Regions from separate parts of the Homo sapiens genome. Here all the other regions are linked to region 1. The links are chromatin contacts, found by Hi-C or POLR2A ChIA-PET in ENCODE. All regions are on one chromosome and are shown on one strand. The core of a region is the stretch at or near the end of the contact, and the rest is flanking DNA. Distances in the headings are between cores, read along the strand shown.

What was found. A loop is a pair of places that touch in the nucleus more often than their neighbours do. ChIA-PET counts read pairs that join two places held with the same protein, here RNA polymerase II (POLR2A). Pooled maps may share reads with other maps.
Region 2: a pooled map shows a loop between it and region 1 (4-fold over the local background). The contact joins the enhancer-like site here to the promoter of FBF1 in region 1. A Hi-C loop is called at or near these places in 1 of 50 pooled maps. POLR2A ChIA-PET finds 5 or more read pairs at or near these places in 5 of 52 experiments (CD8-positive, alpha-beta memory T cell, H1, activated CD4-positive, alpha-beta T cell and 2 more).
Region 3: a loop to region 1 is called in a map of naive thymus-derived CD4-positive, alpha-beta T cell, with 15 times the contacts of the local background. The contact joins the promoter of SNHG16 here to the promoter of FBF1 in region 1. A Hi-C loop is called at or near these places in 1 of 168 maps with a recorded cell type or tissue (naive thymus-derived CD4-positive, alpha-beta T cell) and 7 of 50 pooled maps. POLR2A ChIA-PET finds 5 or more read pairs at or near these places in 3 of 52 experiments (GM10248, RWPE1 and activated CD4-positive, alpha-beta T cell).

The regions. Positions count from the first base shown.
Region 1 is chr17:75,939,508-75,942,749 of GRCh38, reverse strand. It overlaps FBF1 (Fas binding factor 1), which reads left to right and starts at 1,708. Exons shown (of 30, transcript NM_001319193.2): 1 at 1,708-1,902. It overlaps ACOX1 (acyl-CoA oxidase 1), which reads left to right. Exons shown (of 14, transcript NM_004035.7): 14 at 1-1,243. RefSeq lists an enhancer at 1,490-1,559 and a silencer at 1,670-1,939.
Region 2 is chr17:75,344,160-75,347,465 of GRCh38, reverse strand. All of the region lies in intron 2 of GRB2 (growth factor receptor bound protein 2), which reads left to right. Among named protein-coding and RNA genes, the nearest start is that of SLC25A19, 56 kb to the right of the region's middle. RefSeq lists enhancers at 15-94, 105-164, 1,775-2,054, 1,429-2,420 and silencers at 305-364, 276-444. Within about 2 kb of position 1,430, at least 6 of the 41 ENCODE cell types and tissues checked have a DNase peak (open chromatin) inside an H3K27ac peak, as active enhancers do.
Region 3 is chr17:76,555,857-76,559,133 of GRCh38, reverse strand. It overlaps SNHG16 (small nucleolar RNA host gene 16), which reads right to left and starts at 1,370. Exons shown (of 3, transcript NR_038111.1): 1 at 1,277-1,370. It overlaps SNORD1C (small nucleolar RNA, C/D box 1C), which reads right to left and starts at 344; the gene lies at 265-344. RefSeq lists enhancers at 148-949, 1,290-1,549, 950-1,750, 2,240-2,339.

The sequences.
Region 1 (3,242 bases), core at 459-2,958:
AACACCTGCACATCTTTTTATACGTGTAGAGGGTATGCCTGGGATATATAGGTTGTCTTCAAGCAGTAGCTGCTACTACAGCTAGAGAGAGGAGGAGTGCCAGGAAACTGATGACCTGAGACCAAGAGTCTTGTTGATGTTCTGACTTAGATAAAGGTTTTGATCATTTTCATGAAATAATGCAGGGAAGTCATTTCTGCTGTTTCTTTACTACTCCATTCTTGGAGGATTAGAACAAGTCACACTGTAATTGACTAAAACGACTTTTTATTTTAAAATATTGATGGTGGGGTTTTGCTTTTTTTTTTTTTTTTTTTTTTGAGACGTTGTCTTGCTCTTTCACCCAGGGTAGAGTGCAGTGGCGAAATCTTGGCTCACTGCAACCTCTGCCTCCCGGGTTCAAGCAATTCTCTGCCTCAGCCTCCTGAGAAGCTGGGATTACAGCGCCTGCCACCATGCCTGTCTAGTTTTTTTGTATTTTTAGTAGAGACAGGGGTTTCACCAAGTTGGCCAGGCTGGTCTTGAACTCCTGACCTCGTGATCCACCCACCTCGGCCTCCCAAAGTGCTGGGATTACAGGCGTGAGCCACCGTGCCGGGCCAGTGTTTTTAACTGTCCACACTTACTAAATTTTCCAGTACTTCTTCCTATGGTTCATGATAGTAAACACAGAAACATATAAGGAACATTATTAGAGTTACCAGATGTTAGCTGTTGCATATGTGCACATTCCTAGATTCAAGGGTGTTTTTGCCTTAAATTTAAGTGGGTCATTGGTTGTCTTGGGAAGATCATGGAAAATTCGGGATTTTTTAGAATTCTGAACCAAAATATGTTTTGAGTGTTTCTTAGTAAATGTGTGATCTTCCACCTTCCACATTCAGACTGCGGACTACACTTCATAAATGCCTTTTTATTTCCAGTTATGGATTCAACTAAATGACTGCCTTGGGAGCACATAATTACTTTGCTACCTTTTTCCCCCTTTGCTGTTGTGGCTCGAGTTTGGTTCTCACCTGAGAAGATGCATTGAGCATATGTTGTTACCCAGCCCTGGCTTAATGGTGTCCTGTGGGGTAGGGGTGGGAGGACGAGGGGCACGGGGCCAGAGCATGTGAATGGATCATGGTTGGACAGCTGTGACCTGCCAGCACTGCGGGTAAGCAAAACTACAAACCGTTCTTTCCTCTGTGACATTGAATAAACCTTAATAAAATTCATAATTAGCACATACTAGAAAAAATGTGACTTAATCTTTTTGTGGGGCGACAGTATTGGGTTTCATTCTGGCTATACAGCTTTGATTGGATCATTAAACAGGTCAGTCACTTCCCTCAAGCTTTGGGGTGTGGAATAAACACCGGTGAATTTGTGGATTCACCCGTCAACCTCCCAATATCAACACATTTCTCACGCCTCCGCGTCGGCCACGTGTCAGCCCTCAGAAGTGGGCAGGAGGAACTTTTAAGCTTCCCGGCAGTTCCCAAGAGGGCCTTTGAGCCTGGCGCCCTCTTCCCGGAGAGGCGTTGGGGCAGCTCCTAGCAACGTGCCCGCCGCCGGCAGAAGCCCGGCCCCGCCAACTGCCGCGCGCGGCTCCCTGGGAGCTGTAGTTCTTCATGGCGTCCCCACCTCCTCTGTGAGGGCGGGTGAGTCGACCGCCGACTGCGACTCCCAGGATGCCTCGCGCCCGCCTTTCCGCGGGAGGCCAGACGGCTGAGGGTGCCGGCAGCGGCTGGAAGCGGGAGGCCAGTCCTGGCCGGGCTGGGCGACCCGAATGGAGCCAGGGCCGGCGCTGGTCCCAGCGGCCGCACCTCCGGGGGCACGGCGCGTAACAGGAGGCTTCCGGGGCTGAGAGCGTTACAGGCTGCGCTCCGGGGCCAGATAGGCCGGGCGCTCAGAAGGGTGACGCATTGAGGGGCGCGGAGTCTCGGGACGGAGGGGCGACTCCGGCTAGGGGTCTTGCTTAGGGGTGGTCTCGGGATCTGTAAAACGCCTGGCATGGAGTCGGCTGAATACATGTGGGGACGGGGTTACTCTGTAGCCCTTTGGCCTTGGCAAACCAAGCCTAGAAAATCCCCATAGTCTGAGAAGCCCGTACAGGATCGATAGGAGATGCCAGAAGTTCCTTGATGTGTTATGGGACACATTTGGACTTGTAGGTCGTGAAGTCGCCATTGCAGAGAAAAAGAAACAAGGCCGGGCACGGTGGCTCACGCCTGTAATCCCGACACTTTGGGAGGCCAAGGCGGGAGGATCACTTGAGGCCAGGCGTCTGGGACGACCCTGGGCAACATAGGGAGACCCCCGTCTCTACAAAAAAAATTTTAAAATTTGCCGCACATGGTGGCGTGTGCCTGTGGTCCCAGCTGCTAGGGAGGCTGACATTGGAGGATCGCCTGAGCCCAAGGAGGTCGAGGCTGCAGTAAGCTATGAGAGCTGTGATCGTGCCACTGCACTCCAGCCTGGGCAACAGAGCGAGACCCTGTCTGGAAAAAAAAAAAAGAAAGAAGGCCAGGCGTGGTGGCTCACACCTGTAATCCTAGCACTTTGGGAGGCCGAGACGGGCAGATCACGAGGTCAGGAGTTCGAGACCTCCTGGCCAACAGTGAAACCCCGTCTCTACTAAAAATACAAAAATTAACCGGGCATGGTGGCATGTGCCTGTATTCCCAGCTACTCGGGAGGCTGAGGCAGGAGATTCGCTTGAACCCGGGAGGCTGAGGTTGTGGTGAGCCAAGATCGCACCACTGCACTCCATCCTGGGCAACAGAGCAAGACTCCGTCTAAAAAAAGAAAAAAAAGAAAACACATGTATTCAGGGTGGGCTCTGTAGGTAAGCCCAGATAACCCTTGCATTCCAATAACAGGACAGGCCAATACTTGGGACATAAAGAGGACCCCTCTGACTCCTTTCTTCCAGGACATCCTGTAGGTGGGTTTTGGTAAAGTGGAGGAGGGGGAGGGAGACAGCTAATTCCGAGGAAAATGTTCTCAATGGGTCAGATTTACTGCCTATGTAAAGGGAAATATTTCCACTGTCAGTGAAAATCGTGTTGCTGGACGTGGTGGCTCACACCTGTAATCCCAGCACTTTGGAAGACCAACGCAGGAGGATTGCTTGAGCCCCAGAGTTCAATACCAACCTGAGTAACACAGTGAGACCCCGTCTCGAAAAAAAAAATTTTAAAAAGAAAAAGAATATCAAAGAGTAACCAGAGTTCATACCTGCTTTTGTGCTAAAT
Region 2 (3,306 bases), core at 181-2,680, 600 kb after region 1:
GGTTTGTGGGCATGCAAAGAAAGGCTAAAGCAAAGGCACCACTCAAAGATGGGCATGGCAGTGTAGAAAATCAATTCGGAAAGGGTAGGTAGATGTAAAATAGGTGAAGAGTGGGGATCAATCAGAGGAAAGCCTACCAAATGGGAAGATGGGTTCTCAGTCCGGTCCATGGATTTGACCTGTAGTGTGGCTTTCAGGCTTTCAGTTGTCTTTGGCTTAGAGGTGGGGTTTCACTGGAGACCCGCCCCTGTGAGGCATTTGTCTGCCTCCTGCCGCTATCAGTGTGGGCGAAGTTTCTCTAGAAACCACAGGGATAATGCAGTGTCCACAGCTGGTAATCAGGTTACCACCATGAGGCCTACGACAGGGAGAAGGAAGGGGGAGGAGTTGCCCAAACCTGGAGAAGGAAAGGACTTACTTTCAATTGAGAGTCCAAGACTGTCCACAGACACTCTCAGGGTGGGAGCTGGGAGAATGAATGCCCTGACCTGACCCTCCCTTCGTCTGACCTTCTGCAGGCCTCCCCATTGATTAATAGCACTGGGAGCCAGAGAGTGAGGGAGCCTGTTGATGTGGTTCTTACAGAGCCAAAAAGTCAGAGCAGGCTGGGCACAGTGGCTCATGCCTGTAATCCCAGCACTTTGAGAGGCCAAGGTGACTTGAGGTTAGGAGTTTGAGACTAGCCTGGCCAACATGATGAAACCCCGTCTCTACTAAAAAATACAAAAATTAGCCAGGTGTGGTAATCCCAGCTGCTTGGGAGGCTGAGGCAGGGGAATCATTTGAACCCGGGCGGTGGAGGTTGCAGTGAGCCAGGATTGCACCACTGCACTCCTGCCTGTGCAAAGAGTGTGACTCTGTCTCAAAAAAAAAAAAAAAAAAAAAAAGGCAAGAAAAGCAAGGTGTAACTGGATCTGGAGAGACAGATGGAGGATACCAGCATAAGATTGATACCTGTCTTTGTTTTTTGGAGACGGAGTCTCACTCTATTGCCCAGGCTGGAATGCAGTGGCGCAGTCTCGGCTCCCTGCAACTTCTGCCTCCCAGGTTCAAGCGATTCTCCTGCCTCAGCCCCCCGAGTAGCTGGGACTACAGGCGCCCGCCACCGTGCCCAGATAATTTTTTGTATTTTGTAGTAGAGACAGGGTTTTACCATGTTGGCCAGGCGGGTCTTGAACTCCTGACCTCAAGTGATCCGCCTGCCTTGGCATCCCAAAGTGCTGGGATTACAGGCATCAGCCACTGTGCCCAGCCAATATAGCAGTTTTTCTAAAGCAGTTTTCAGAAAAAAAAAAAAAAAAAATCAGTGGCCGAGAGGAAGACCACTGAGCAGCATCTCATCACCAAGTCCTTTTGATTCTACCTCCAGAAATACCTCGACTCTCTCCTCTCTACCGCACTGCCCCACCCACCTGCACCTCCTTGCAGTTCATCTCACAGTCAGCCAGAGGAGCTTTTGAAAAATGCAAACCTGAATGTCACTCTCAGCGACTTCTGATGATTGTAACATATAAGCTTGAGCTTCTTAATTTGCATACTGTGGTCTTCTGCCAGACCACCCACAGGAGAGCCTTTGATCTCCCTTCAAATGTCACTGGCTTGGGGAGGCTTTCTCAGGCAGCCCCCACCCCGAGACTAGTTTAGGTCCCTGTGTTTTCTGCTCCCTGACCCTGTCCACTAGCTTGAATCCACATTTGCAGTTTGTATTGTCATTACCTGTTGAACTCTCTGCATTCGCCTCCACCCTGGGGGTGGGGGTGGGGGTGGGGGTAGGGACTTGCCACTCTACCCCAGTTCCTCTTCCTCTGTCATGTGATTATAACAAGCCTTTCCCGATTTGGAACTAGATTAACTGCTTCAGAAGTAGAAAATGCATTTGGAACTAGCTTTTTGAGTTGGAAATTAACGGTGTCCTGGTGGGAGGACCCCAGCCTTGAGTTTTTCAGTCCTGTATCCTTATGCACACGTTGGTGAATAGTTCTGTGACCAACATTGCTTTTTCTTCTTTCAATAACATCCTCTGAGGTGGCTCTTGGGTCACAGAACGACTGAAAATCGATCAGTCCTTTCATTGACCCCTTGAATCATAGTCTTACGTGGAATTAAATAAACTCTGTTGTCGGGCGGGGTGCGGTGGTTCACGCCTGTAATCCCACAACTTTGGGAGGCTGAGGTTGGCGGATCACGAGGTCAGGAGATCGAGACCATCCTGGCTAACACGGTGAAACCCCGTCTCTACTAAAAATACAAAAAAAATTAGCCAGGCGTGGTGGCGGGCGCCTGTAGTCCCAGCTACTCAGGAGGCTGAGGCAGGAGAATGGGATGAACCCAGGAGCGGAGGTTGCAGTGAGCCGAGATTGCGCCACTGCACTCCAGCCTGGGGGACAGAGCAAGACTCCATCTCAAAAATAATAATAATAAATAAAATTTAAAAAAAAACCTCTGTTGTCATTAATTTTCAGGGTAGAGGTTTGAGCTCCTGTTTTCTGCTTTATGCTGAGGCAGTGGGAAGTGAGTGGAGACCTTAGAGGGTGGAACTGACACACAGGAGCGGGTTTGCCTGTTAGCATCACAAAACATGAGTAACAGCTGCTCCCCCAGGCGGGGGGGTTGGGAGGGGGTGTGGGGGGTTGGGGAGGCTTTGTGTTTTATTTTTTGAAGAGAGGAGTGTAGGATTTCATGTAAGATTAAAAGCCTCCTTCTGTTAGTGAAAGGATGAAAAGGACAGTTGCTAAATATGTGTCATTAAAGTAAAGAATTAGCTACAGTTGAGGCCGAGCGCGGTGGCTCAACACCTGTAAATCCTGGCACTTTGGGAGGCCGAGGCGGGCAGATCACTTGAACTCAGGAGTTCAACACCAGCCTGGCCAACTTGATGAAACCCTGTCTGTACTGAAAATATAGAAATTAGCCAGCTTGGTGGCAGGCACCTGTAATCCCAGCTACTCAGGAGGTTGAGGCAGGAGAATCGCTTGAACCCGGGAGGTGGAGGTTGCAGTGAGCTGAGATCACGCCATTGCACTCCAGCCTGGGCAACAAAAGCAAGACTCTGTCTGAAAAAAAAAAAAAAAAATTAGCTACAGTTGAGGTTATTTAGGTTATTTCCAGTTAGAAGTTCTGATACCATTAATAAATATTTTACCTTTAAGCTAAAAGAAGCTTAACCAGTGTTTTAGTTAATAGCAGCCAAACAACAATCTGTCTACTTGCAGAGTCTGCCATGTTCCTTCTACTCACAGTCCACACAGACTAAGCAGAGCTAAAGATGCAGACAGGGAATAACCAAGTTCACACTTCATCTAGGAT
Region 3 (3,277 bases), core at 121-2,620, 620 kb before region 1:
GGAAGACCAACACATCCCCAAAACTAACAAACCAATACTTAAAGAGGACCATAAGCATATTCAAGTCTATGAAAGTACTAAAAATCTCACCATTTACAGAAATTTCATCATGAAGATCCTTACACTTAACACCTTAAGGTGATGAGTTTTCACATGACTGTTTTCAAGGCCACAGCCACCACCTTTAATCTAAAAGAGAAGGATAACAGGCTTCATTCTAACAGAAACCACCTTAAGGTTTATTCTCCAGATTTGTATTAAACAGCTGAGCCTCAGCAAGTCAGACCTCCTCACAAAAGATACCATTTCAGACAGGGATAACTTTAAATCATCCTCAGCTCAGCCAATAACAAAGATTCCTAAATCCTAGCGATCCAAAATTCATTTGCCATGTCTCTTTCATCCCTGCATGCCCTAACGAGGATCCACGCTGGTTACAATGACACCTAGTGGCCCCAAATCACACGGGCAAAGACGCTACTCATTTTTATCATTAAAATAATTAGCATTCTGAATTTTGAGTAATTTCTTACCATAGCTGGCTTGTATGTCAACACGTATTCTCATACTTGAACTTCAGAATAAAGCAGGAGGTGAATGTATGTGATGGCACCAACTGTGCTTTCTCATTTCTAGTGACCACTCAGGCCCTGCCTGCACCCACTCTTACTCATGTTAAGGGCTCCATCTATTACTCTGATCCTTCAACCTGGAGCTCTGCTTTTCACCGTCTCTGCAGATGCCAAACAAAGAAAGGCCTCTGGGGGAGGAAAAAAGGCTCGTTGTTAAAACTACGGCTTTCCAGAAGTTTACAATCCTATTGACTCCTATCTGTAAAGCTAAATATGAACTACCGATTGGGGCCGTCCTCAAGACACTCCAAGCGGAATCACGTCTTCACACGTTAACACTCCTGATGCTGAATTAAGAACCACCATCGTCAGAGTCTGCCCGTGCGCGGGCACCGAAGACCCCTGGGCATGACGCTCAGCACACGCGCGGCGGAGGCGCACGGGGCTGCCCAGGTTGTTAGGCGCTCTCCCCCGCAGAAGCCGGCCCTATGACGCCGAGGACGGGCTTGAGCTCTCTCCCTTCACATAGTAACATTTTCTCAACGTTTGGAAAGCATTTTCTCATCCAGTACTTTTAACCCTCCTAACCACCCTATGAGGGAGAAACCGAGATTATCGTCACCACTTCGTCTCTGAGGAAGGGAAGCCAAGTATGTTAGTGTCGTGTCAAGGAAGACCCCGTTTTCCCACCCAGGCAGCCTTACCATCATCACTAAAGGCCTGAGACTGCTCGCCGTGCTCAACACCGACTGGAGTGGCCATGTCTTCCAGCCACGCGGCCGACCTCGAAAAGAACGCGAGACCGCCCCTGCGCGCAAGTCTTCTCGGCAATCTCTCCGGAACTCTCGCGATGTTGAGAAAGGGCTGGTGGGAAATGTAGTTCAAAACTACGGCGGCTGGGGGCTGGCCGCGTCCTCAGCGCGACCCTGGAGCTGGGGGTAAGATGGTGGCCGCCACCAGGGGCAGTGGAGGGTCCGGAGTGGGAAACCAGGCCTGTGAAGAACCACGGCTGTCAGAAAACGAAGCTGGAGGTTCACTTCTGCCAGAAAGTCATTGAGCTTCAACACAGTTTGTCCCTGGTCGAGACTGGGGAAGCACAGAAAGTTCGAGGGGGCAGGGACAGATGAGGAAACCGGGGCTTGGCCGAGTATCTTTGTTAATTGCTCTGCGGATTTTATTTGGGGGAGGATAGGGGCATTTGGGGTGGTTCGCTGGGTTAGTGAAGAGGAGAGATTCCGAGGGAATCGTTCAACCTCCTGCTCAGGTGTTTTTAAGTTTGGGGCGAGGCCGGTGAAGCCGAGGCGCGGGCGGCAAGGAGCGCTGGAGAGCGACGGGGCTCGGCCTCCGCGGCTGCCCAGGGGCCCGGGGCATTCCGAGAAGAGAAAAAAAGGCAAGTGTCACGAGCTGAATTACGAAAAGAACGGAGAATGATGTAACACCCACTGCTCTTCTGAGTGTTATTTTTCAGGCAAACACCTTGGCTTCATTTTTTTTTGTTTCTGGGTTTTTTTGGTTTGTTTTTGAGATAAGGTTTCACCCTGGCACGCAGGCTGGAGTGCAGTGGTGCAATCATAACTTATTGTAGCCTGGACCTCCCGGGCTCAAGTGATCCTCCCGCCTCAGCCTCCTGAGTGGCCGGGACGACAGGCGAGCGCCACCACGCCCAGCTGATTATTTTTATTTTGCAGAGATGAGGTCTCACTATGTTGCCCGGGTTGGTCTCAAACTCCTGGCCTCAAGCAGTCCTCCTGTTTTGGCCTCCCAAAGTGCTGGGATTACAAAGGTGAGCCACTGCGCCCGGTCTGGCTTCGTTTTTGAAATAAAAATAAGGCAAAAACGACATCAACAATCAGGGCCAGAATTTGCACCTATTTGAAAGCTAGTTTAAGTTTGCAAGACCGAGAGCCTTTTCTCCATTCCAGTCTCCCTGTTCTCATCCACCCATTAACAGTGATCTCTGTGGCCTTCGGTGTGGGTTATATTGTCCTGCAGATGGTAATATGTTGCAGATACTTATCTTCAAATTACCACATTTGCTTATGTTTACCTCCTTTCATTTGATTGTAAGCTCTTCAAGAGCAGAAGTCTCTTTTTATTATTATTATTATTTTTTTTTTTTTTTTTTTTTGAGATGGACTTTTGCTCTTGTTGCCCAGGCTGGAATGCAATGGCACGATCTCGGCTCACGGCAACCTCCGCCTCCCAAGCTCAAGTGATTCTCCTGCCTCAGCCTCCTGAGTAGCTGGGATTACAGGCATGCGCCACCACGCCCAGCTAATTTTGTATTTTTAGTAGAGATGGGGTTTCTCCATGTTAGGCTGTTCTCAAACTCCTGACCTCAGGTGATCCACCCGTCTCAGCCTCCCAAAGTGCTGGGATTACAGGCGTGAGCCACCACGCCCAGCCTCTTTTTATTTTTATTTTTTTCTTTTTAATTTCTTAACAGTGCAGGGTTTGGTATTTACCTGCTATGCTCACAGTAAGTCTTCAGCAAATAATCATTAATTCATTCAGCAGTAATTCTGGCCATTAGGTTTCTCTACCTTACCCTTGAAGACACGTTATTTTGTGTAATACTGAAAGGAAGAATGTGTTCTATCCCTGCAAACATAGTTCCTTTCATTTGAGACTTACAGTGGGAATTCTAAGTGTGGAATTTCCCAAAAGCTGCTAGCGGGCTGGTGACCTACTGTAGACAAGATAGT